Regions from separate parts of the Mus musculus genome. Here all the other regions are linked to region 1. The links are chromatin loops, found by intact Hi-C in ENCODE. Cell type or tissue: heart. All regions are shown on one strand. Region 1 holds the start of Erich6b (glutamate rich 6B). Region 2 overlaps Cpb2 (carboxypeptidase B2 (plasma)). Region 3 overlaps Cog3 (component of oligomeric golgi complex 3).

Region 1 (8,000 bases):
CAGGGGTGACTCAGCCACTTTTCTCATTGCTGTGACGTAATACTTGACAGGAATAAATTAGGGGAAGATTCATCTTGGCTCACGGTTTCAGAAGGATCAGTCTACCGTGGTAAGGGAGGCATGACAGGGAGTCCCACCGCAGTAGGGGTGCTTGGCGGGTTCTTCACACAAAGCCTGAAGCAGGAAGCAGAGAACACAGACTGGGACCAGAAGCAAGTAAAACCTCCAGTGATCCTAAGTCCCAAAGGCTCCCCAGCTTCCAGAACAGCGCTACCATCTGGGACTCAAGTGTTCAAACACATGAGCTTACAGGGGACATTTAACATTTAAACTACAACACAGTCTCTGCTATTAGTGCTACATCAATCAATACTAAGAGTCAATCTGGCTTGTATTTAGTAGTAAGAGGGCAAGAATTCAGGCAATGGAATCACATGACACTGGCACCTCAGAGCTAGAGCAAGCCTTGGTCACATGATCAGTCCTGAATCTGGGGCCTGCTCCCCCAGGCTGTTCTTGTTTCTAGGTTTGTGTAGAGAAAGTGTGTCTTTACCCCCCCCCCCCCCCAGCTCTCACACTGTACCTCTGCAAGTCTCACATCTGTCGGCACATCTGCCTCACTCACAGGATGCAATTCCACCTCAATGCCTGGCTTACTGTGAGCTCTCAACAGAAGTTTGTACACTGAATTAATGAGCTGCAGAAGAGAGGCATACAGGAGACTGACTGCAAATGGTTTGGATGTTTCATCCACCTAACCTTCCAATGGGGTGAGTGATGGGCTCAGACAGTGAAGCCAGGAGTGGATGAAGACATCGTTGAGTGAACCCTGGGACCCCTGGGCTTCCCTGGGATTCTGGAAGCAGGTGTTTAGAAAACCTGCAGGAAACAAGGGGGCAGATCTCACTTCCGTCATGGGGAGTCCTACAGTGTTCTGCGAATCTGGAACACTGCTGTCTGGAACTGTTTATAAGTCCTGTTATTTAGCTCTCTGGCAGGGCCCTTGCTGGAAGGCAGCTGCTTTTCCTCTTGAGGGGGACTACTGATGGCTGCTTCTGTTTTGCTGGTCTGAATCCACCTTCAAACATGCCAGGGACAAACTCTAGATTCCCAAAGCTTCACTAAACCCTCATGCACCAATTGCTGTAGCCTTTACAAACAGACACCCAGTGCCCTGCTGAGAATATTGTCTAGGGCTTATTTACTTATTTGCTTTCTTTTAACAAATAGGATTTCAAATATATTGGAATTTGGCCGTTGAAAGGGGGTGACTTTGAGCTTGCAGTCATCGGTACAGAACACTTGTGAAAAGCCAACCTTTGGCTTTGGCTCTGCTCCCTCTTGACCCCCCCCCCCCAGGCTAGGTAGGGGGGTGCTGTTTCTCTCAAACCTCCCAAAAGTGAGAGGCAGGGGTGGGTGAGTGGGTGGGTGGGTGGTGGTGGTGGTGGTGGTAGAAAAAACCTGAGTGACCTGCTTTGAGTCCCAGGGGTAGGCCTGGGCAAGACAAGTTTTAATTTGAGGATTCTTTTCAGTGCCTGGATTCTCTGGAGGAGACGAACCCACCCCTTTATTTGTACTGGACCAGTAGAACACCACTCTTCACAGGGGGAGGATGGTGTCAAGGCAGGAAACAGAAAGATCAAGGTAGTGCAGGAGTAGAAAAAACAAAACAGACAAAATAACAAGCAACAAAGGGGTCTGGGTACTTGGCATATCCCGTTGCTATCCTTGGACTCTGCCACCCTGGACTCTCTCTCTCCATTGCTTCTTCCTTTCCAGGGCCCAAAGGCTGGAGGAGCCCAGGCCTGGCCTTCAGAGCTCTTACCCAATCTTGGATCCTGGCCGCGAGTCAACTGCACCCTTCCAATCTCGAGTTTAAGTCGCTCTCTGTTACCATGGGAACGGAACACGCATCTCTACCACTTCTCTGTTGTTTCGGGCATTCTATACCTTGGACCCTTAGCTTCCAGTTCCCAGCCAAAGGAGGAGAGGGGAGAGGGAGAGGGAGGGAAGGGAGTCTGGCTTCTAAGGTGAAAAGATGGTAGGAGTGCCTCCCAGGGCATCCCGTGTGGACTCACCTGCGCTGGAACCCAGGACCAACATCTCTAAGCCCCTGGGTGTCACCATCAGCTCATCGGCTCCGTTGAGTGCTATCCATGAGACAGAGAGTTGCCTTTGGGAACATGCATGGGCCTGATCTGGAGTCAGGGGACAGAACCCCGGTGAAATGTACTGATCGTGACTCTAGATGGACTCGCTGGTGTTGCAGGGTGGGTTGGGATGGACGGAGAGGAGGTCAGACCAGCCGATTTGAATACAGGGGTGGGCATTTCTGGTACTTGTACAGAAGTTTCATCAGAAAGAGAGCTGGGCATTTGAAATGTGATGCTTTGTTGTGATTTCCCATTCTTAATAAGCAATTGTGTTTGCATCTAAGTTTGTAATTCCAATTCTTTCTTTTCTGAGTGAGTCTGACAAGCTGTATAAACTGCAGGTTTCTGTGACGCCTAAGCAGTCACTAGGACTGTGTGTTCCTGGCTAATAGTGCCTCCTGGTGGCCTGGGCTAGACTCCTGGGAAGAGCTGAGAACAACAACAACACAAAAGAAACTGCTGGGAAAGTAAGGGGCACAGACCCACCGGGAAACCAGTAAACAGAGAACAGTCGGTGGCCGTTTCTGCCCCTCTCCGAGGCAATGAGGAGACCCAGGCGAGGCTCATAAAGGTATTGCTGGGCAGGAGAGTGGAGAACTGATCTGGCTGCTTTGGGTATGCTTTGGGTATCAAGCAGACTCAAGGGCAGTGCCAAGGGCTGGCCTGTGAGAATGGGTATAGCTGCCCCTCCCTGCCCGCACCATCATCTCCAATGCCCTTACATGAATCTAAGTAAAAAAGTGTGCTGTATTGTGTACACACAGCTTCAAGGAAAGTTTCCAAGTCTGTCATTTCAAGCAGTGCCCTTAGCTTCAGAGTCCATGTCAGGGTTCCCTTCCTGTCAGCCTGGTGTCTGGAATCTAGGCCATTGTTACTGTACAGTCTTCCACAAGATGGCGCCCACTGGTTTTATGTAGATGGGGTCATTCCTTTGGGGAGATTAAAAAAAAAAGATTTATTTATGTATATGAGTGCTCTATCTGCATGCCAGAAGAGGGCATCAGATCCCAGATTAGATGCTTGTGAGCCACCATGCGGTTGCTAGGAACTGAACTCAGGACCTCTGTGAGAGCATCCAGTGCTTTAATTGCTGAGCCATCATCTCTCCAGCCCCTGTGGGGATTTTCTTAAACACCTACTACATGCCTATATCATATTAGGAGGTGTTGGGAACATAGATGGAGTGAGACAGAAACATTACAGGTTTTAAGTTATTTAGTGACTAGCCTCCAAATACCACTGAATCGGTCATGGATCTGGGTGGGAATTTATCTGTCTCTTTCCTTTGGTAGTAATTATCAGCCCTACCTCTGGACCATCTTGCCCCAGGGAAGAAATGCAACCACAATGCTCACTCTTGGCAAAGGCAAGCCTAGGATCGTAGTGGATGGAGAGAGGCAGAGAGGCAGGCGGAGGTCCTTGTGAGAGTAATTACTGCCTGCCTCTCTGGGTTCAGTAAGGCATACATGCCATTAGGTCCCTGAACAAAGCATCTTTTCAGACATTTCCTACCCCACAAGGCTGCTTCTAGAGATGCCTTGCTCAGCTATCATGGAAGACTATGCTCTCTATTAGAGGCTGATAGGAAAATGGTGATAAGACAAATGTTTTCATAAATCTTGCCATAAGCACCCAATAAAGACATAGTTTACTTTCTTGTGGCCGTCTGCTTGATTTGGCCTTTCTACCTGGGTGCCCAGAAGAAACATCCATCCATGTAGCCTGGACTGTGGGTGGCCCCTCCCCCAAGCTACCCTTCCTCTAGTCTCTGTCATTTGATAAAGAGCTGCGCCATTGCTCCGACCAAGCACCTAGAGATGCTCTCCTGTGTCCCAGGTGAATGCGCTTCTGACTCCTAGGTCCTCTACCCAAACACATATCCAGAGGCTGATCATTCCTTCTGCTTCCTCTTCTCTGGGAGATTTTACAAGGCTCTTAGTTGGTCTTCTAATTCCCTCCCTCCATAGCTCACAAAGAGAGTAATTACTTAAAATATATCAGGTCATGGCTTTCCTCCTCCTTCTTTTTAGAAAGATAAAACTCAAGGCCTCCCTTCCCGTCCTCCCACTACAATCCCACCCGTGTACTATGACTTCCAGAAGGCTTGGCCTCAGTTTCCCAGGCATCTAAGCTGGGACACTGTGTTGACCCCCAAGTGGGGCAGCCTGGGAACTGACCTCACTTCTCTTTCTGTTGTCTGTCCCCTGTCTGCCTCTTTGATTCCCAAAGCAGACTTTCTGTCTTCTCCAGCCGTCAGCTACCAGGTCTCTCATTCGAAGGTTGCTTTTGGCAACAGGAGAACCTACAGCCTAATGGAGGGTCTAGGGACAGCATCTATTGCTTTCCTGTACCTGCCTGACACTTAACACACAGCCAGATGAGCCTAGACTGACAAGACTTTTTCGTAAAGCCTTGCTAGTGACTTCCTTTTACCACTTCTTGCTCCAGGTGACTGCAAATGGACTCAGTGGAATCTGTTTTAACATCTTTCAGAGACAATGGTTTTGAAGGAGCACTTAGCAAATGCTAGGTGTGATTTTTCTTCTTATTCAGAAGGCCCCAGCTTCTTCCTTTAAGGAAGAGGGTACAGGACATGGCTTTAGCCGTTGGTAGTATCCTCATTTCCACCGGCCTTTGTGTCTTGTACTGTGCCTATTTTATTTATTACCTATGTATGTATTTAGCGTGTCATATTCATGTGGAGTCCAGAGGACACCCTTTGGTATTTTTCATATTTTGAGACAAGGACCCTCACTGGCCCTAGACTCGCCAAGACTGGTCGGTCAGCAGGCTTCAGGGATCCATCTCTGCCTCCCAAGCACTAGGATTACCAAGCATGTGCTACCCTGCCTGGCGCCTTTTATGTGGACTCTGGGGATCTTGCTCTAGTCCTCATTCTTGCAAAGCAAGCACTTATTGCCTTAGCTACACTCCAGCCCCCATTACTTCTTGATTCTCATCCTCTGAATTTCTCCATTCTCCTTCCTAGGACAGTTGGCGTTGATGACAGAACCTCAGGACTTCTAAAGGCTGATATGGGTGAAGAGACATCTTGAGCTGCCATCTCTTCCATTATATATTTTGAATGTCTGCTTCTCTTACACTTGGAGATTCTTCAAAAGATTATAAGAACCTCTTTGACCTGGGAAGGCTTCTTTGTATATCTTGGGGGTTCTAGACCCCCACTGGCCATAAGGAATTGTCCTGTAGGGTGGCAGAGGCCAGGGGTGTTTTCCTGACCCAGGACTAGAGGAACAGATGAAGAATCAAGTCAATGTGTTGCTCTCCTGCTTCCACCATGCAGACTACATCTCAACATGTGAAGGAAAAAAAAATTCAGGGAGATATACTGTAGAGCAAAGGGGTGGGCATGGGGGAGGGGAAAGAGGGACCAACAGCTGTAGGTTATATCTGTCTCTTTGGTGGCTGTCTTAGTTAGGGTTTTACTGCTGTGAAGAGACACCATGACCAAGGCAAGTCTTATAAAAAACATTTAATTGGGGCTGGCTTACATTATCTTCAGTCCATTATCATCAAGGTGGGAGCATGGCAGCATCCAGGCTGTCATGGTGCAGGCAGAGCTGAGAGTTCTACGTCTTCATCCAAAGGCTGCTAGTGGAAGACTGACTTCCAGGCAACTGGGGTGAGAGTCTTAAGCCCACACCCACAGTGACACACCTACTCCAACCAGGTCATACCTGTTCCAACAAGGCCACACCTCCAAATGGTGCCACTCCCTGGTCCAAGAATATACAAACCATCACAGTGGCAGAACATATCTAAATTACTGCATCTGGTGGCTGAGATGGATTTTGTTGTTGTTGGATTCTTGTGTTATATTTGGGTTGAAAATTTTTGGCAGGGCAACTGGCTTGTTGTTGTAACACTCATAAGTTATGTCTACGTTTGCAAGGGACCAATCATAATAATGGCCCTTAGGGCCTATGGAGATAGGGCCTAGGCCCAAGCCTCCACCGTGGGGTCATTGATGATATCCCATGAATAGGACAGATTAATGTTAACTTGAGAACATTTTCTCTGGACACTGACTCGTGGGGTGTCCTTGTTCTGTAGCAAGCTTGGCCACTTTCCCAGAGTCTTCTGTTGTCTCCTGGATGGACATCAGATTGGCTGAGGATAATCCTGAAGCACCCCACTGCTGGGTGGCAGTTGATATAAAGTCCTTCTCGTAGCTCCTCTTGGATCCTTTTCAAAGCTCTTCCTGGGAGCCATTGGAAGAAACTCCTTTTCGTGGCACCTGTTTATTACAGGGCTTCTGGCTTTCCACACATGCAGGGATTTGGAGTAGTGAGTTTCATATCTTTGGCCTCAGTAGTACAACCAGTTTGAAAATCATTAAGTTCTTTCCGTGCTGGAGATTGAAGCTAGGACCTTGTCCTTGTTAGGCAAACATTCTGTCACTGAGCTATATCATACGCAACCCTGAGCAATTTTAAAGGACGGTCATCCATGGTTAAACAGAGCAAACATAATGTCTTCCAATGCAAGGCAAAGCTTTGCTCTAATGCAGAGTCAGTGTAAGCTTGCAGTTGTCTCCTGATGCCCCTGGATAGGAGATTTTGAGGGCATGAAAGCTAGCCCTGCAACTATGAGGGCAGGTCTGCTGCAGGGCACTAGCCCTGTCTGAGGGTGGTGCTCTGGAGTACAGATAAATGGAAGGGTCTGTGGAACCTAGACTGGCCATGCTCACCTAGCTCTCCTGTGCAGACAATGAATCTTGGTGTAAGAGCCTCTGGATGTATTATCTCGAGATGCAAGCAGCTTTCATAACCTGTTCAAGGCAATGATGAACTCATCAAAAGGAGAACGTTTCCTGGCTTTGGGAGAGGCGGGCTGTGATTGGGTGCTTGTGCCTCAGTGATTTATAGATCTCTCTCTCTCTCTCTCTCTCTCTCTCTAATGCAGTTGGGATTGGGAGTGAAGGTCAGAGTGGGTATTTTAGTAGATATATTTGAGTGGATTCTAGGTATAAATTATGCAACACTTGAACTTCATCGCAGATACAAATTGAACACCTCCTTGGCGGTGTTGAGGGAGTTGTGACTGATTTGTGGTTGGCTTGTGTATGAGAATTGGTCGCCCTTCCGTTATGAAAGTATTTTTTCACTTTAGGACAACCGTAATTAATTAAGAGTTCATGGTGATGGGGGTCACGAAGGGGAACGCTTGGTGAAATGACCTTTTAAGTGCGTGCCTTCCCACAAGGCCTCCGCGGTAGATTCCTCTCAGAGTTTGAACAGAAATCATCAGAGCCCCTCTGAGTACTTCATGCAACACTTTTACTAGGCCATTAAAGCCATAGCTTGCTTGAGTGGCAGCTGGGATAGTTATCTTTCCGGTGACAAAGAAGAGATGTGTTTCGTTTCAGTTTGAGACTCCTTGTTATCGATTATGGGGGGAGACCTGATTTAACTTCTCTATTTGAAGGTGGTAACACCTCGGCAGCTCAGCTTTTTACCAGCCGTGCTAATTGGATGGAGCGGAGAGGCAGCCAGGAACAACGTTCTTCAGAGCTCACTAATCTGTTAGACCAGTGGTAGGTAGCATGGGCGCCCTGAAGCTTTGACCTGAGCTTTCTCTGAAAGCCCAGAAGCCCCAGGAGCCAAGGCAATTGTTTCCACACCAGGCTTTTACTGCTAAACATAAATCCTGAGAACACTGGTCTCCTGGGCAAACAAAGACTTCATTTTAAAGCCCCCACCCCCAACCCCTTCTCATTGGCAAGATGTCAACTTAAGCCTGTGGAAGATGGGGAAACTTCCACCGAGGACTCTGTGTGGCTGTTTCTGGGCCAAGTCTGCTGGGATAGGGGGCTGTCTCGTTATT
Region 2 (8,000 bases), 380 kb after region 1:
ACAGTACCTTTGAGGAATGGCGAGGTGACTTACTTCATTTAGCGAGTGATACTGCTCATAGTATGAAGCGGAGGCGCGGGGGCTGACCGTGTCATTGAAAGTCTGCTGTTCAATTAGGTCCTCCACGTTGTTCATCAGAACGCTGATGAGGAAGCAGAAGGTGAGCAGTTACCAAGCACAGTGCTGGCCTTCTCACAGGGCCCCTTGCAGGCATGGAATGTGTGCTTATGGGAAGATTGACAGCAGTTCAGCAGGTAGAACAACACAGCGGTGTGTGGAGACAAGATGAATCCACAGACCCTATTGGCAGAGCCCCGTGGACACTGGGAAGAGGGCATGAGGTATGATTTCAGAACTGCCTAGATCTCATCCATCTCTACCAATATCTCTATTTCTGGACTGTGATTCGTTGGTGTGTTTTCTCTGAAAATTGTGATAGCTGATCTTGGTTGTTATCCTGACATAACCTCGAAGAAGGAACCTCAACTGAAGAACTGTCTCTACCATATTGGCATGTGGGCAAGTCGGTGGGGCAGTTTTTGGATTGCTAGCTGATGTAAGAAGGCCCCGCCCACTGTGGGTAGTACCATCCCTAGGCAGATGGGCTATATTAACCAAGGTTGCTGAATATGAGCCTGAGAGAGAGCCAGTTAGCCACACTCTTCCGTGGCTTCTGCTTCAAGCTACTGCCTTAACATCCCTCAGTGACAGACTAGAATATGCAAGATTAAATAAGCTCTTTCCTTCTAAAGTTGTTTTTAGTCTTGGTATTTATCACAGCAACAGTATTGCGGCTAGAGACAGAGACTGATGGACACCTGCTTCAATCGCTAGCAATATCTATCTTCAGTGAAGGACACGGGAGAGACACACCGAGCAGCCCTTCTTCCTTGTGTTTCACTGATGTAACCTAGATGTTCTGCAGGACGAAACATGAGCAAACTTTTGCAAATCAAAATGCAGGGAAAGATAAAATTGAGACTGTTAGCTTGCTTACCTACTAACTAGGCAAGTACTTTACCAGAATTATCCATGAGCTATAGGGCTGAACAATTTGGAATTAGCTCTCATACTGATGAAAATTTCTTTATTTAGGCCAGTGGGATGATTTTTGCCTCCATGTTTCAACTGGCTGACATTGGGAAGTTTCCTTGTAAGTTAAAAAAAAAAAATTCCAGGGCTGGAGAGACAATGGAGAACACTGGGTGCTTCGGCAGAAGACAGAATCTAGGTTCCTACCACCCACATGGTGGCTCCCAACATCTAGTCTGTGGGATTCAATACCTTCATCTGGCCTCCATGGTCATTGTGCACATGTGGTACAGAGACATATGTGCAAGCAAAATATGTGCACATAAAATAAATGGACCTCTAAACTTTTTTCATCTGTCTCTGGGGACAGCATTAACTTGGCACAGTTCTATAAGGACAAGAGGAACCATGTGCAGGTTGGCTCAGTGTAGTTCCTGGAAGGGGCAGTAAATACCTCTAATAAATCATCAATAACTCTCCCAGCATATTTTACAGAGGGTGTCCATTGGCACACCTCAGACCACGGTCTCATGAAGTATAAAGGGACGGCAGGGGGACCCTGGCTCGTGGCTCAGGAAAGGAGAACGTAGCCAGAGAAAGCAGAGGAGGGAATGGCCTCTGCACAGAAACACCCAGTACGCTGGACTTGCTTTTTTATTTTTGAAACGCCTTTGAATCACTTAAGATGCAGTCAGTGTTATCTCCCGTCACTGCACATTTATAATTTCTACAAAATCATACAGGTGGACTAAGTGGCAGTGCTGAACTCCAGTGTCAGACCCTCTTTCTAGTTGAGGGCTGGCCCTTCAGAAACATTCACTAGCTTTGAGAAGAAAGAATCCGAGACAGATTCATCTCCTTTTCCAAGAGACATCTCAACGCCTACCAGAGGGTGACGGTCATTGTCCACTTGACAGCCTCTGGAATCACTGAAGAGACAGGTTTCTGGGCATGTGAGGGACTTTCCTAGATTAGGTTAACTGGGGCAGGAAGACCATTCTTAAATATAGATGGAGGTATTCCGTGGGCTACGTACGGTCCAGCCAGCAACAGAGCTCCTTACTTTCTGCTTTCTGACTATAAATGCAGTGTGCCTGGCTCCTGCCCCCATGCTTTGCTACCATGATGGATTGTGCACAAGGACAACCCCTTCTATGGTGACTATTCTTAAAAGTCAACTTGACTACATGTGGAATTTACTAAAAACCTAAGCAGATGGACACATTTGTGAGTACCATGTAGCTAATTGGATGGTATGAAGACTCATCTTAAGTCTGAATCATTTGAGGTCAGAAGACCGACTCTATGTCTGGGTCCCACCTTCTCGTGCCAACCTATGTAGAGGACACAGAAGAAAGGAGCATTGCTTCTTGCCTGCTTTCTCCTCTCTGTCTCTGTCTCTCTAACTGACAAGAGCATCTATCCTGATGCTGAGGTATTCCTTCACTGGTATTAGAGCCTATTTTTCAGGACTCCAAAGGACGCTGAACACCAGCTGAGACATATTAGTTTTCGGAGCTCTGATAGCCTCTTCCAGTTCTGTGGGCACCAGGCACACATATGGTGTGCGCAGGAAAAATGTCTATGCACATAAAAGTAAATGAAACTCTTTACAAGTGTGCCTACTATTAAGTATTTATGTATTTATGTACATAATTATACACACACACACAGTATCAACTCTGTTCCTCTAGAGAACCCTGCCTAATACATCTTCCTTCTTTCCTTAGGTTTCTTTTGTAAGTTTTTTTTTTTAAATTGTAACAAGGAGACAACTAAATTCACAGTGATGACAGTTTTGCCTACTAGGTCTAGGAAGAGATTAGTCACAGAAAGGATGGATGAGAGGTTTGGAAGACCACTGTGTCTTAATTCCGACTGAAGTGGTAAGATGTTAAACCACTTGTCATTGAATTACTGAATTGGGTCTCAGGTCTCATCACCAGCCTGTCCCAGAAGCTGCCCCGCCATTTTTGATGCACGCCATTTTCCCACAAACCAACTATACTGTTTCTCAGTCAAAGACACGGTAGGTGCTTATCATAGGTTCTGAATACACATAGTAAAGGATACGTACTTAAATGGAATTCTGCTCACATTTAAATGCGCTTTGACACTGTCGACATCAGACGCATTCACAAAAAAGTGGACTTCCTTTTTCTTCTCGATGAATTCAGCTGTCACTGGCTGCCAGAGAACGACCTACAGTTTCCAGGGGGGAGATTGGCAAATTGAAAGCTGAACCGTACACATCATTTGCAAATGCAGCTAGGCCCATCTAGCTACTTGTCTCTAAAGAGGCTGTGTCAAAGGCACCTTTCAGTCAATCTCCACCCTGCACACGGTAATATAAACACTCATTTTGCAGGGGGCTCTTTTTACCCACTGCCGTTCTAGCTGCCAACTAGGCCCTGGAGCACTCCAGGTGCTTCATATTTGATAAGGGGATGAATACATTTATGAATACTACCGAGCTGGATGTGTCTTTCAGGAGCTTAAAAGAAAAAAGAAATTCTAAGGAAGGAAGTTTGATTATACATTGATTTTGTTTAATAAAGATTCTGTGCATTGATATTATTATCACATTAGTGTCCCATTTTTTCATCTAATGCCTCTGAATATTTACATTTTTATCATTCTACTACACTTCTCCAAAGTTCTCTTTCTCTTTCTTTCTTTCTTCCTCTTTCTTTCTTTCTTTCTTTCTTTCTTTCTTTCTTTCTTTCTTTCTTTCTTTCTTTCTTTCTTTCTTTCTTTCCTCTTATTAGAATACCAACCAGGCAGATGTAAAGATTAACTCAGTGTTATGACATATATGTGTGTGTGTGTGTGTGTTTGTGTGTGTATGTGTGAAAATGTCAAAATGAACTCAGGGTTTTTTTGTAAGCTAATTAAACAATGAAAATAAAAAATAGACAAGGAACAGAACAAAGTGGTTAAAAATCGAGACTTTTGATCCTTTCTCTAGAGATACTTCATTTTTTATCTTATGAGAGGGTCACGGACATGCTCCACTCAGCTCTGTGCCTGTCAGAGGTGCAGGTGACTCCTAGTGGCCACCCATGTGATATACAGTCCGGGCTGAGGCCTTACTGCCCAGGGCTGCTGCTCATGCCACCTCACACTACACGTAGGGTCATTCCTCCCAGAGGTGGGCTTCTGGTAACCATTTTGCTAAAGTGAAGCTTCCATTGCCTGACCCGGGAAATTCTCTGCAGTCTGAGAACTATCATCATGCCTCTCCATTCTACTGGGTCATCTTCTGCCCCGTGCAGTGAAGGTGCCTCCACCTTCTCCAGCTTCCTCCCTTCTCTTTATGATTAGCAAGCGTCCCTTACTGCTTGCACCTGTATTGGATCTCTAGTCCCCAAAGCACACTAACAAACATAGGCTCATTTACTCTCTGCTGCCTGTCAATCTTCCACAGCTTGGACTTCCGGGGAGGTTGGACCCAGCCCAGACAATTTAATAAAAGTTTCCCTTTAGCTCATGTGCCTACTACCCCTTGGCTAAGAACCACTATTCTCCAAGCAAAATATTATCAGTCTTCTATGGTAACAGCTTTGTGCTGACATGCTTACAGCTTCAAGGTAATGCCATGATATCTCAAGTAAAGGTAAAGGTTTGATTCTGGAAACCAAAGGCTATGTGATTATAGCCGGATGCCCATAGGCAGACTGGAGGGGGAACACAGTTCACAATGCTCGCAGGGGAAAAGTGCTAATGTAAATGTAAGTTAGGGGAAATACCTCATACGTTGTAGTAAGATTCTGAAGTAGTTGAACTTGCCTGGAGGTTCTTGGAAGAGCAGATAAAACCTGGCCACTGGGGAGGGAAACAGGGTTCAGTTAAATAACAACATGACAGGAATGCACACCTATTGAAGGAAACAAAACTTAAAGTGTATTAGGGCACAGGCAGACTCAGTGTAGAGGGTTAACAGCCTCTTTCTCATAGTTATACTCCTAACCAACCAGAGAACCAGAGCTCTTAAGCAGAGCACCAATCTCTTTCCTGTCCCTTCTGTGCATGCAGGTGCACAAGGACTTGTATCCAACAAATAACAAGTTTGCTTTTGTTTTTGCACACAGAGAATGCAGAACTCTACTTCGCTGTCACTGGGAATGTGAATTAGTAGAGCTCAGATGTGCTCTGACAATGCTGCTGGGATGAAGAAATGAAATTAGTACATCAGAGAGACATCTGCAACTCTCACGTTTGTTGCAATACCCCTCGCTGCTGTGGAGTCAATCTGAGTATCCATCAGTGGATAAGTTGATAAAGAAAGTGTGATAAATCTCTCTCTCTCTCTCTCTCTCTCTCTCTCTCTCTCACACACACACACACACACACACACACATGCATGCATTAAAACAATTGAGATCCTTGGGCCTGGAGAGATGGCTCAGTGGTTAAGAGCATTTGTTACCCTTGATGAGGACCCAGGTTCAATTCCCAGCACCCACATGGTAGGTCAAAACCATTTGCAATATAGTTCTGGGAGATCTGACCTTCTTCTGACATCTGTAGGCCCCAGGCACTTACACAGTGCATATACATACAGGGCAGGCAAAACACTCATACACACATTAAAAAAAAATAGGAAAATGTAAGAGAAAAAAGTGTCAGACAATGGGATTCTGTCATGTATGTGAACAGAGATTATGTTAAGTGAAATAAGCCAAGCATAGAGAGGCTAACACTATGTGATCTTATCCACAGGTGGACTCTAGAGGAGATCTCAAGAAGGGAGAGAGCAGAAAAGTGGTTACCAAAGAAGCTGGGAAGTATAGGAGGAGATGGGGGAGGGGGGTGTCGATCCTCAGATCCAAATTAGTGTTCAATGAATATATTATACCACACAGGAGCAACTATGATAAACAAGAAATACTGTGCTATATATTCACATCGCTAGAAGAGAGAATATGAATGCTTTCATAAATAAAATATAAAGCTTTGAAAAAGGGAGATACGAACTACCCTGATCCAACTAGACACTGTGCATGTGTATCCTCATGTGCCACTGTATCCCACAAATACGCAGAATTGCCATGTCAACTAATAGCAACATAATAGTGAGGATTTGAGATATAACAGAGCATTGTGTTAACAGTAGTTAAGTTCACCCCACTTAAGAAATCCGACTCCAGGTCAGGTACCATGGTGTAGCCTGTAATCCCAAACACTCTCAAGGCTGAAGGAAAATGAACCCCAGACCAGCCTGGGCTACAGAACAAATTCCAGGCCAGCCTGAGCTACACAGTGAGATCCTACATCAAGCATCACCACACCTCCACCCTCATCGTGCACAGGAGGAGAAAGACTCAGAGAGAGCTCGACTGCCATCCTTGGAGGTCCCTGTGTGGTCTTTCTTCCTCTCTCACATCCCTATCCTCCCAAAGACACCCAGCACCTTCCCTTCCCATTCTTGCTCCTCATTATCTTTTGCTTCACTTTACAGTGGTTTTTCTTATACACAGCAGCGGGTTATTGTCTGTGGAGATCCTTCAGGAGCTGTCTGGATTTATTTGATTTTTATTTTAATCTTATAAAAAAGAAAATAAGAGACATAGCTTGGTGGTAGTGTGCCTGCCTTGCATGGACCATAGATTTTGTTAAAGTTTAAAAGAGCACATTCTAAGAACTCGTGCGAACTATGCTTCCTCTCTTACAGTTGCGTGTTCAAGCTTGTTGCCACAGCTCACGTTACAAGCATTTCCTGGCCAGTGGACTTGCTGAGTCCTGAGGTAGGCATCACGTTCCTCTCACAAGATAATGTCAAATTAGTCCATCACTTTTTTCATTCATTTGTATTTCCTGTGGGGAAGATTTCCCCTGACCCCCTCCTGCCATCGCTTGATGACATCTGCCCTCTAACTTCTACCTTCAACATAAGCACACAGCTCTTGTATTTTAATTTTCTGACTAACTTGGTTTTTAAGGTTGTGGCTTCTACCAACTGTGCACACTTTTATGTCCTAACTATTTTGCATTCCAGTTTGTACTGATGTGTTGTTTATATCCAGTTTATTTGCTCTTTTTTTCTCCTACTCATTCCTTCATGGTTTTGTGATAATTGACCATATCACTTATTTCTTTTGGGGGGCACTAATCTTTATCAGCGACTCATACTGCAAAAGTCTTCTACCAGTCTCAAATTTGTCTCCCTGCCCTCCCCCTTTAATTTTCTTTTGTTATTTCCAGTGTTGGGTTTGAATTCAGGCACTTGTGCCTGCCAGGGAAGTGCTTTGTTACTGAGCTATAGCCCTGGCTTCTTTTTAAGATATAGTTTTATCCATCATTTTCTTACAGATTGATAGGTAAGAGGTCTTACCAAGCTTTGAAATACAATAGTAGTCACATCTATATCTTTCATCTTTCTGTTTTAAATTATTTTATGCATTATGTAGGGTGTTTTGCCTACATGTGTGTGAGGTGACCATGGAGGCCAGAAGAGGGTGTCAGATCCCAAGAACTAGAGTTATAGACAGTTGTGAGCTGCCACATGGGTGCTAAGAATCAAATCCAGAGGTGCCCTTAAGCTACCTCTTCAGTCCCCCAATGTACTTGTCTTTCCTATCCCATCTTTTAAGTCATTGGAAATGATTGGTAGGGAGTATAGCAAAGGAATTCTCTGTCTCTCTGTCTCTCTCTCTCTGTCTCTCTCTCTCTCTGTCTCTCTCTCTGTGTGTGTGTGTCTCTGTCGCTCTTTCTTTCCCCTTTTAACATCATATCATCATTTAAGAATCTCCAATACCTTCCAAAGATATATATGTCACTATTGATGTGGGTTTTTACACTACCTGACAGAGAAAATGTGCATCAAACCATGTCTTTTACCCAGGCTACAGAAAAGTTGCATCCCCCGGCCTTGCACATGGCTATGCTGAGGCCTGACTTTCAGCCAGTGGGGATGTGCATGGCTGAAAGCATGCTAGAGCAAAGAACTTCAAGACAGACATCGAGCT
Region 3 (8,000 bases), 82 kb before region 1:
GTAGTATTGTGTCTCTCTAGAAGGAGGACATCTCTTGTGTAACCACAAGCGATATATCACCTCTTGTCTCAAGAGATGGATACAGCACCACCTTTGTGGTTGTTTTAAGTTTGGCTTTGGATACTGAAGTGTCTGTGATTCTCTTGCTAAGGTATTCTTCTGTTCAGATACTCTCTGATGGCCAAAAACTGCCTTTTCTGACCTTTCCTATTGTGGGGACAATTCTTATCATCTGAGAATTGATATGCCAACCAGACCTGTTAAGTGATAAGCTCAGAACTGAAGGCGAGGTGCCAGGCAAGCCAGCTTCGACCCATGTTCCTGATTGCTCTCTTTTACCAGGCCTGGGATAGGCCTCTAGTGTAGCTACTTGGGAGGCTGAGTCAAGAGGATCACAAGTTGAAGACCTGCCTAAACTATTTGTGAGTTTAGGTCACCTTGAACAACTTAGCAAGGTCCTGTCTCAGAATTTAAAAGGAGGGGAGATGGGACTATCGTGCAATGCTAGTGTTTGCCTGGCAATCATGAGGCCTTGGGTACAGTCCCTGTACTGAAAACATTAGCATTTTCCTGTCACTCCCTACTTTCATTGTCGGGCACTGCATATTAGATATTCTAGAACCTGCTTGTGGTCCTCAAGTATTCCATTGATTTACCCCATGAAGATTATTGAGCACAGTTTGTGAAAAACAGTAGGATTGAGTGGGATTGAGCATATATGTATACATGTACAGCTGACATGTGGACTCCGTTTTATTCATTTATTTATTTATTTATTTATTTATTTTTTAAGTCTTAACCTTTACCTGTCACTGGTTTAGACTTCTAGGGTATTTTTTTATTAAACATGGGGGGGGGGAATTGATGATAGCCAATGAAAATAAATAGTTTATAGCTGCCATGTAAATTACTGTATGGCAGATATCCACATGCCTGGAATATATGTTTTTTCCATTTGGGTTCTAGGTTCAACAGACTCCCTCAATCCTAGACCACAGACGACGATCTCTCCAGCAGATCTTCACGGGATGTGGTATCCCACAGTTCGAAGGACACTTGTCTGTCTCTCCAAATTATATAGATGCATAGATGTATGTTTGTGAATTCTTTTATCTTTACTGTGACTTGCTTATTCTAGAATTTGTTTGGAATATTTTTAAGTTTAGTCTACTTTGAGCTTGATGCAATATTTTGTTGATAGTCTTAAAGAGTTAGGATTTTTAGATATGGTGGTAATTTGAAGGTTGATCTATTTTAAGGGCTCATTGAAACTGTGGGTAAGTTTTAAATATGTGTTTATATTTGTGTCTTTCTAAGGACCAAGGTGGTAGTTTTTATCAAATTTTAAAGGAGTCTATTGCCCATGAATAAGTTTAAAATTACTAATTAATTTGTCTGCTCTAGTTTTTATGTGAAGAAGAGAGGTGCAGGAATGTGAAGCAATACGGAGATGCCAGATTGGCAACATAGTATTAAATGTAGCCACAGTGGTCTGTTTTTTGTTGTTGAGGCTGGGTCTTGCTAAGTAGGTGGCTGTAGTTGACCTTGAACCTGCAGATCCCTGTGCTTCGGCCTCCCTGTGCGGGCGTTGCAGGTGGGCCCCACTATGCCTAATCCCTGTAATTAGGTTTTGCACTTAACTTTCATCCAGCATCCTTAACAATAATGTGAGATTGCCCATGTTCCTAGCCATGAACAAAGTTTAGTTACTTCTGAAGTTAGCAGAATTTTTTAAAGCACCTTTTTAGACGACGCATTGGTTATTGTAAGCATGCTGACTTAATGATGCAGTTGTTATTCCCTTCAATGGCAGATTTGGCTACATATTTGCTGCCACTGGCTTATGTTTAAAGCAAAATAGTTTTATAAATTTGGTGGTTCCAACTCTTTATTTTTTAATTGATTATAATCTTACTGTATGTGAAGAGAAGTCATGTAACACGTTGTCCAGACTCCACTACTTTTTAAGACTATAGCTCCAAAGGAATAGGCGCATACACAGGAGCTCCGCACACACAGGCACACATGCGAGTTCCATGCTGCAGACTCTGCGGAACAAATGAGGCCTCGCACTTGTCTCGTGGCGTCAGTCACCCAGACTCCTCTGACTTACACTGTGGCGTGTGGATCTCTTCCAGTGCGGGCTAGGAGGACGTTTGACATCTTTGCTTCTTCAGGTTCCCAATAGGGAACAAGGCACGAGACCAGGGTTCTCAGAAACTCCTATTGTGGGGCTAAGATCCTAAGGGAAATGAGCATGAGTTATGTTCCCTCCGCAGCCCTCCCAGACCTCAGTGCATAAGGTCAAAGGTGGGTCCTAGGTTACTCCATCTGGTTTGCCTTATGCCTTAAGCTTACCTGTCCTTTATCACCTACTGATAACCAGATCTTCTGTTATTGGCTGTTAAGGCTGAGTCTCACTCTGTAGCCAATATTGCCCTAGAACTATGTAGCCCAGGTTGGCCTTGAACTCTCAGCAATCCCACCCCAGCCTTCGAAGTGCTAAGATTATAGACATAAGCTACTGTGCCTAGCTCTGAGGTAAAAAAAAAAATCTTTTTTTTTTTTTTTTGTTTGTTTGTTTGTCTCTTCTCTGCTCCCCAGACAGTGTCTCTTATAGTCCAGGCTGGCCCCTTTCTTGATATTGTCACTGAAACTGTCCTGGATTTTGATTATAGGCAGGTGCTTCCAAGCCTGGCTTCTCTGAACTGTACTTAAAATTTAAAAAAATAGATTTTATGTGTATACATGTTTTGCCTGCATGTATATCTGGGCATCATGTGTGTGCTACCAGAGGAGGGCAGAGGAAGGCATCACAGATGAACCTGGAGTCACAGATGGCTGTGAGCCACGATGTGGGTGCTGGGAATCAAACCTGGGTCCTTTGGAAGAATAACCAGTGCTCTTAACCACTTAAACCATCGCTCCAGCTCTCCCTTATATGAATTTAACCAAATGCCTCAGAAAGCTCCTATTTTTTAAAGTATTCTATAATTTACTGTTTTTTATTTCACAATATTTATTTATTTATTTGGTCAACTTTGTTCTGTTGATTATGTTGTTTCCATTTTCCTCTGTTTAAAAGAAGATTGTACTGAAAAGCCATGTTACATCTTAAAGCGTCTTCTCTAATTACCAGGGATACATCTTTAGAAGATAAACTGAGAGTTTGTTTTATAGTTAATTTCGAGTTTAGAAGCAGCCTACGAGGTGGTAGTGCACAATAAAATGTGAGTCCAGTACTAGGGAGGCCGAGGAAGGAGGGTCTGGAGTCTGGGGCCGACATGCACTGTATAGCAAGTTCTAGCACACTAAATGAGATTGTTCTGGAGTGGATATTCTGTAAGGTTAACCCTGCCTGCTTAATTGATCCCTGTATCTCCCAGTGACCGCACAGTGCTGGCCGTGAGTAGGTGCTAAAGGCCCTCCGAGCATTTCCAGACACGAGTGCACGTTACAGAGCCGTGTGGTAGTCCTGAAAGATTGTGAGATATTTGACAAATGGTTCAAGTGTGGAAGTGAACATTGTTCCCTGCTTTCATGGCTTTGCGGTTCCCTTTTTCTGCTCTGTCAATAACTATAGGCTGATGTTTCTCTCTTCTTCCACCAGAGGGCGGTGTTCCAAGGATTATCACAGGAAGCCTTGTCTGCCTGCATACAGTCCTTGCTAGGAGCATCAGAGTCTATCAGCAAAAACAAGGTTTGATGAAGCGTTAGGTGAAAGTTTATTACCTATAATAGTATTGTGCAACATGTCATTTATTTAGAGTCACAGAAATTTAAAACCGCTTAGCAGTAAGATTTGTTTGATTAGTAGGAGAGAATTTCGAGACCCTTTGAGGGAAACTGGTGTTTCATTGTAGTGCTCACAGAGGACTGCTCTAAGAAGTCTACTTTGCTAATGTACCAGGAGTGGAGCTGAGGGTCTAATGCTGTAGGATAAAGAGAGTACCCAGCGAGTGTGTTCAAGGAAACAGCAGGCCATCATGCCCACAGTATTTTAAAGACTTGACTTCCAGGGCAGGCAGTTAGAGTCCGTATGCTGTGTGACTTAAGCTAGCTGCCCTGACCACATGGCTTATGGTTTGGAATCAGCACAGGACCTGGGACTGGAAGCTGGTCTGTGCTTCTCCCTCGGCCTTGCCAGGAGGTGGAGCCCTCCTCTGCTCTCCCAGAATGCCTGTGCCACAGAGATGGAGCTCTGAGGCCACTGGTAGCCACAGTGCACCTTCAATCCTGTGCGTTCCAGATTGACAAATTCCATTTCTATCTTCAAAACTTTAGATAATTGAGGAGAGTCTCCTGATAAAAGTTGTCCCTAGAGAAGCTCTGCCTTTATGTCAGGTTCTCCTCTTGTGCATGGCTTTGAGAGATAATCTCTACATAGGGATTAAAGGAGCATGGGACAAACAAGTTCCAGATAGGCAGAGCTAAGTTTTAAATAATGTTTGCAAGATTCATCTCTCACAGTTTTATGATTGATCATGCCTAAAGTCCCTGTTGGAGATGGTTAGCTAAACTGGAACATGTTTTGTATGGTGGAGTATTGCACAGCTGCTAAATTTAAAGATGTAAAACAATAAACATCACTTCCCTGTATTATGACAAATAAAGGGTAGCAGAAATAAGATATAGACTGCGGCCTTATGTAGCAGAGATGCCACCGAGCTCTCTGCCCTCATCCCTACACATGTCTTTATTATTTACAGGTTTGTTCAGTGAGATGTTTCTCAGCTCTTTAGAAAGATTTGGTCATACTCGATAGCCTTTTGTACTCTATCCCTCTAAGCCCCCAAGCCTTCTGTCCTTACTATCTACCGCCCTTTATGTAACTGTTTCCTACATGTTCTAATGTCTGTCTGCAAACCTTCAGTTTGCTTGGTCAGAGTTGCTAGCACATTTGGTTTTGTGCCTGAGAATCTGTAATTTTTGCCTTCCAACTTACAAGTTTTTTTTAAGGTACATTATCATTGCATAAATTGAACACCTAGTGTGTAGTAAATTAACATAATACTATTTTCCTAAGTTACAACAACTGTAATAAAGAAAACAAAGTCTATGTGACTCAGTTACAACTCGAAAAAGTGTTTAGAATGCACAGCATTTCCTATTTGTCTGCTGCTGTGCTCACAAGCCAGGTGAGCCTCCATACATGTGCTGTTGCCATGGTGATTGTGCTCCTTAGGAGTCAGTGGGGAGAGGGACTGAGAGCAGTCACTGAGTCCTCTTCTACTGCTTATGAAGGGTAACTTTATCTTTGCCAAATTTAATATGCAGACTTCATTAGAAATGTTTCAAAATAAAATTCTGCCTCAAGGAACAGCCTTACTTTATTAATACACAAACTTTTACCACAAGGACTATAATTATTATGCTGGGACTTGGTCAGGTCAGAGCTTTGAGAGCGCCACTTAAGTCTCAGGCTCTTTCAGATAGTCCTGAGTTAGCAGAAGGGCTTGTACAGGGACAGCCAGCACGCTGTTGGTGTCTGGTAATCCAGGACGGGGGTGCCAGGCCAGTTTATATTTGGAAGCTCCTTTTGTACTGTGTCTGATGTTGTGGATATCAAAACCATGTAGGCCAAATAGGGAAGGATGTCCTCCTAAGAGAGGCTAGAAGGCTGTGAGCAAGCCCATTCAGACTCGTTCTCGGAGCTTTGCTGTGCTGCTCAGTGTGGCTCTTAGGTGGCAGCATTGTTTTTTAATCTCTGTCCCAAGTTGAAAGTCTCGACTTCTCTTCCTAGCACTTGTGTGGTTTGCTCTCTTGGGTTCCTTAAGTAGACCAAGTCATAATGTTCAAAGTCCTACCAAGAATTTTCCAGAGAACTTTGACATGGGTAACCTGGAGAGAGCTCATGGTACTGCAGAGAACTATCACTTTGAGGCTGTAAGTTTGCATAGATTTAATGTTGAGTGATAATGTCTTTTATATGTTCCTATTTTGATTTAATCTGTGACAATATCCATTTTTTTTTTGTCTTATAATTTAGACTCAGATTGATGGACAACTTTTCTTAATTAAACACCTTTTGATTCTTCGAGAACAAATTGCTCCATTTCACACTGAATTCACCATTAAGGAAATTTCCCTGGACCTCAAGAAAACTAGAGGTACTTTGTTGTCCTGGCTGGCACAGTTGGGTGTATTTGACCTGTCCAGGTGTGTCAGCACAGGCTACAGGTTTATTTTATGTTCATCTGCAATTTCTTTTGCATGCTTTGCTTGCTAAATTTACTTATTCATACTAAACTAAGCTGTCAGTATCCTAATTACTTCTAATTTGTTTTATTTTCTTTATTAAAGGAGCTATATCTGAACATTTCCATGTGTGATACAGTTTAACTCTCTTGGGCCCTTCCAGATACTACCATTAGAAGCAGTTATGAGATGAAAATAACTATAAATAAATACCTATAAGACACATAGCAGTATCTGTGTCATCAAATTGAGGTTTATCTGGTACCTGAGAGTCAGGTTTTATTCTTGGCTCCTGTGTAGACTTGAACTAAGGGGCGGTTAGCTTCAATAACCCATCTTCCTCCTGTATAAAGGGAACAGAGTGACATCATCTTCCTTCCTTGATTACCAAGATCATTAAGAGTGAAACCAAAGATATGTCACTGTGTTTAAGGTAACATGGAGTTGGAGATGCTTACTGTTCAGTATGGTGGTGTGACATATGTCAAGTTCTGACTCATCTTGGGAAAGATGATCCACTTGTCTTAATTATTGTTATTGAATTTACAAGTTTGGGGGGGTGGTCTAGACAGGTTTTTTGTGTATAGCCCTGGCTGTCCTGGAGCTCACCCTGTAGACCAGGCTGTCCTTGAACTCACATAGGTCTATCTGGCTTCGCCTCCTGAGTGTTGGGATTAAGGACGTATGCCACCAGATTCATCCAGAATTAACAGATTTTGAAGAGATCAAAATACATACAATCCAAGCTCTTGACTGTAAGTTAAGGACACCATAAATATCACATTTTTATTACAGATTTTTGTGAGCTCTGTTATTTTTTCAGTGATTTCCAGAGATTTAAGCTCCTTTACCTTAAGCATTTGTTTGTGCAGTGGGCTAACTACCCTCTTAATCTTGAGGTAACTGAAGCAATAGTGACTCAAATCATTTTCTATGTTCTGTGATTCAGAAATGCCAAGTAAAGAACCCCAAAGGTAGCAGGCATTCGCTCCCCTGTCACTGTGCTTATCTGAAAGAGAGGACTGGATTTAACTCAGAGGAGCTCCACACCGGTCTTGTGATGAGTGACATCAAAGCAGTTGGCCCAGTGTTCCTCCTTGTGCTGTCGTAGGACAGCCGCAGCAAATGCCTTTTGATTTTGGAAAGCCTGTGGGTGTTTGCCATATAATTTGTCATTTTCCTTTTCAAATAAGATCCAGGTTTTCTGGGCGTTGCTTTTAAAAAATGACCACTGTTTAACAAGCATGTTTGTGCACAGAGCTTCTGGCCCCAGCTCCTAGGTGATGCCCTTCTTTTGGTGCGAGGTATAAGAATGGTGCTTTTAACCACGCAGAGCTTGTGGCTGCTGATGGCCCTTATTGGGTGATAGGATGCAGCACGGTTGCTAACTCTTGTTTCTTTCTAATCTGGATGCTGCTACCACTTGGCTCTGCTCTGAGTCTGCTGAGACATAAGAAAATGAAGTAGACTAAGATTTTGGCAGGAATTCTTTCCTACTATAGTATGAGGGTCATGTTCTTGCCATGTGGTGATGTGGTTCTGAGAACAGTTTCTCCCAAGTACTGAGTCTGATCGAGGTTCCTTTTCATTGAGACCCAGTGCAGGCAGTACTTATGCCTGTGGAGTGTACCCAGTGCAGGCAGTACTTACGCCTGTGGGGTGTACCCATTGCAGGCAGTACTTACGCCTGTGGGGTGTACCCATTGCAGGCAGTACTTACGCCTGTGGGGTGTACCCAGTGCAGGCAGTACTTACGCCTGTGGGGTGTACCCAGTGCAAGCAGTACTTACGCCTGTGGAGTG

The links. Peaks named below come from ENCODE experiments on the same cell type or tissue, not always from the same donor. Only the 100,000 strongest peaks of a DNase experiment are listed, where the experiment ranks them.
Region 2: it touches region 1 in a loop (2.4-fold over the local background); 3 of 42 quality-filtered maps call a loop at or near these places.
Region 3: it touches region 1 in a loop (3-fold over the local background); 6 of 42 quality-filtered maps call a loop at or near these places.

What each region holds. Positions count from the first base shown.
Region 1 is chr14:75,636,114-75,644,113 of GRCm38, reverse strand. Erich6b (glutamate rich 6B) reads right to left here and starts at 1,892. Exons shown (of 13, transcript NM_001369022.1): 1 at 1,826-1,892. Gm36219 (a long non-coding RNA gene) reads left to right here. Exons shown (of 6, transcript XR_383598.2): 2 at 628-770; 3 at 1,533-1,644; 4 at 1,780-2,270; 5 at 2,495-2,724; 6 at 5,143-5,273. In heart, a CTCF peak has its summit at 3,028 (motif pointing right); no DNase peak of the experiment used is centred here; H3K27me3 peaks cover 217 bases.
Region 2 is chr14:75,252,813-75,260,812 of GRCm38, reverse strand. It overlaps Cpb2 (carboxypeptidase B2 (plasma)), which reads right to left. Exons shown (of 11, transcript NM_019775.3): 2 at 4,782-4,857; 3 at 3,110-3,234; 4 at 34-142. Gm35679 (a long non-coding RNA gene) reads left to right here. Exons shown (of 3, transcript XR_874823.2): 3 at 5,124-5,384. Among named protein-coding and RNA genes, the nearest start is that of Cpb2, 15 kb to the right of the region's middle. In heart, a CTCF peak has its summit at 4,075 (motif pointing left); no DNase peak of the experiment used is centred here.
Region 3 is chr14:75,717,802-75,725,801 of GRCm38, reverse strand. Cog3 (component of oligomeric golgi complex 3) reads left to right here. Exons shown (of 23, transcript NM_177381.3): 15 at 967-1,091; 16 at 3,611-3,700; 17 at 5,990-6,110. Among named protein-coding and RNA genes, the nearest start is that of Cog3, 33 kb to the left of the region's middle. In heart, CTCF peaks have their summits at 3,412 and 3,614 (motif pointing right); a DNase peak (open chromatin) is centred at 5,481.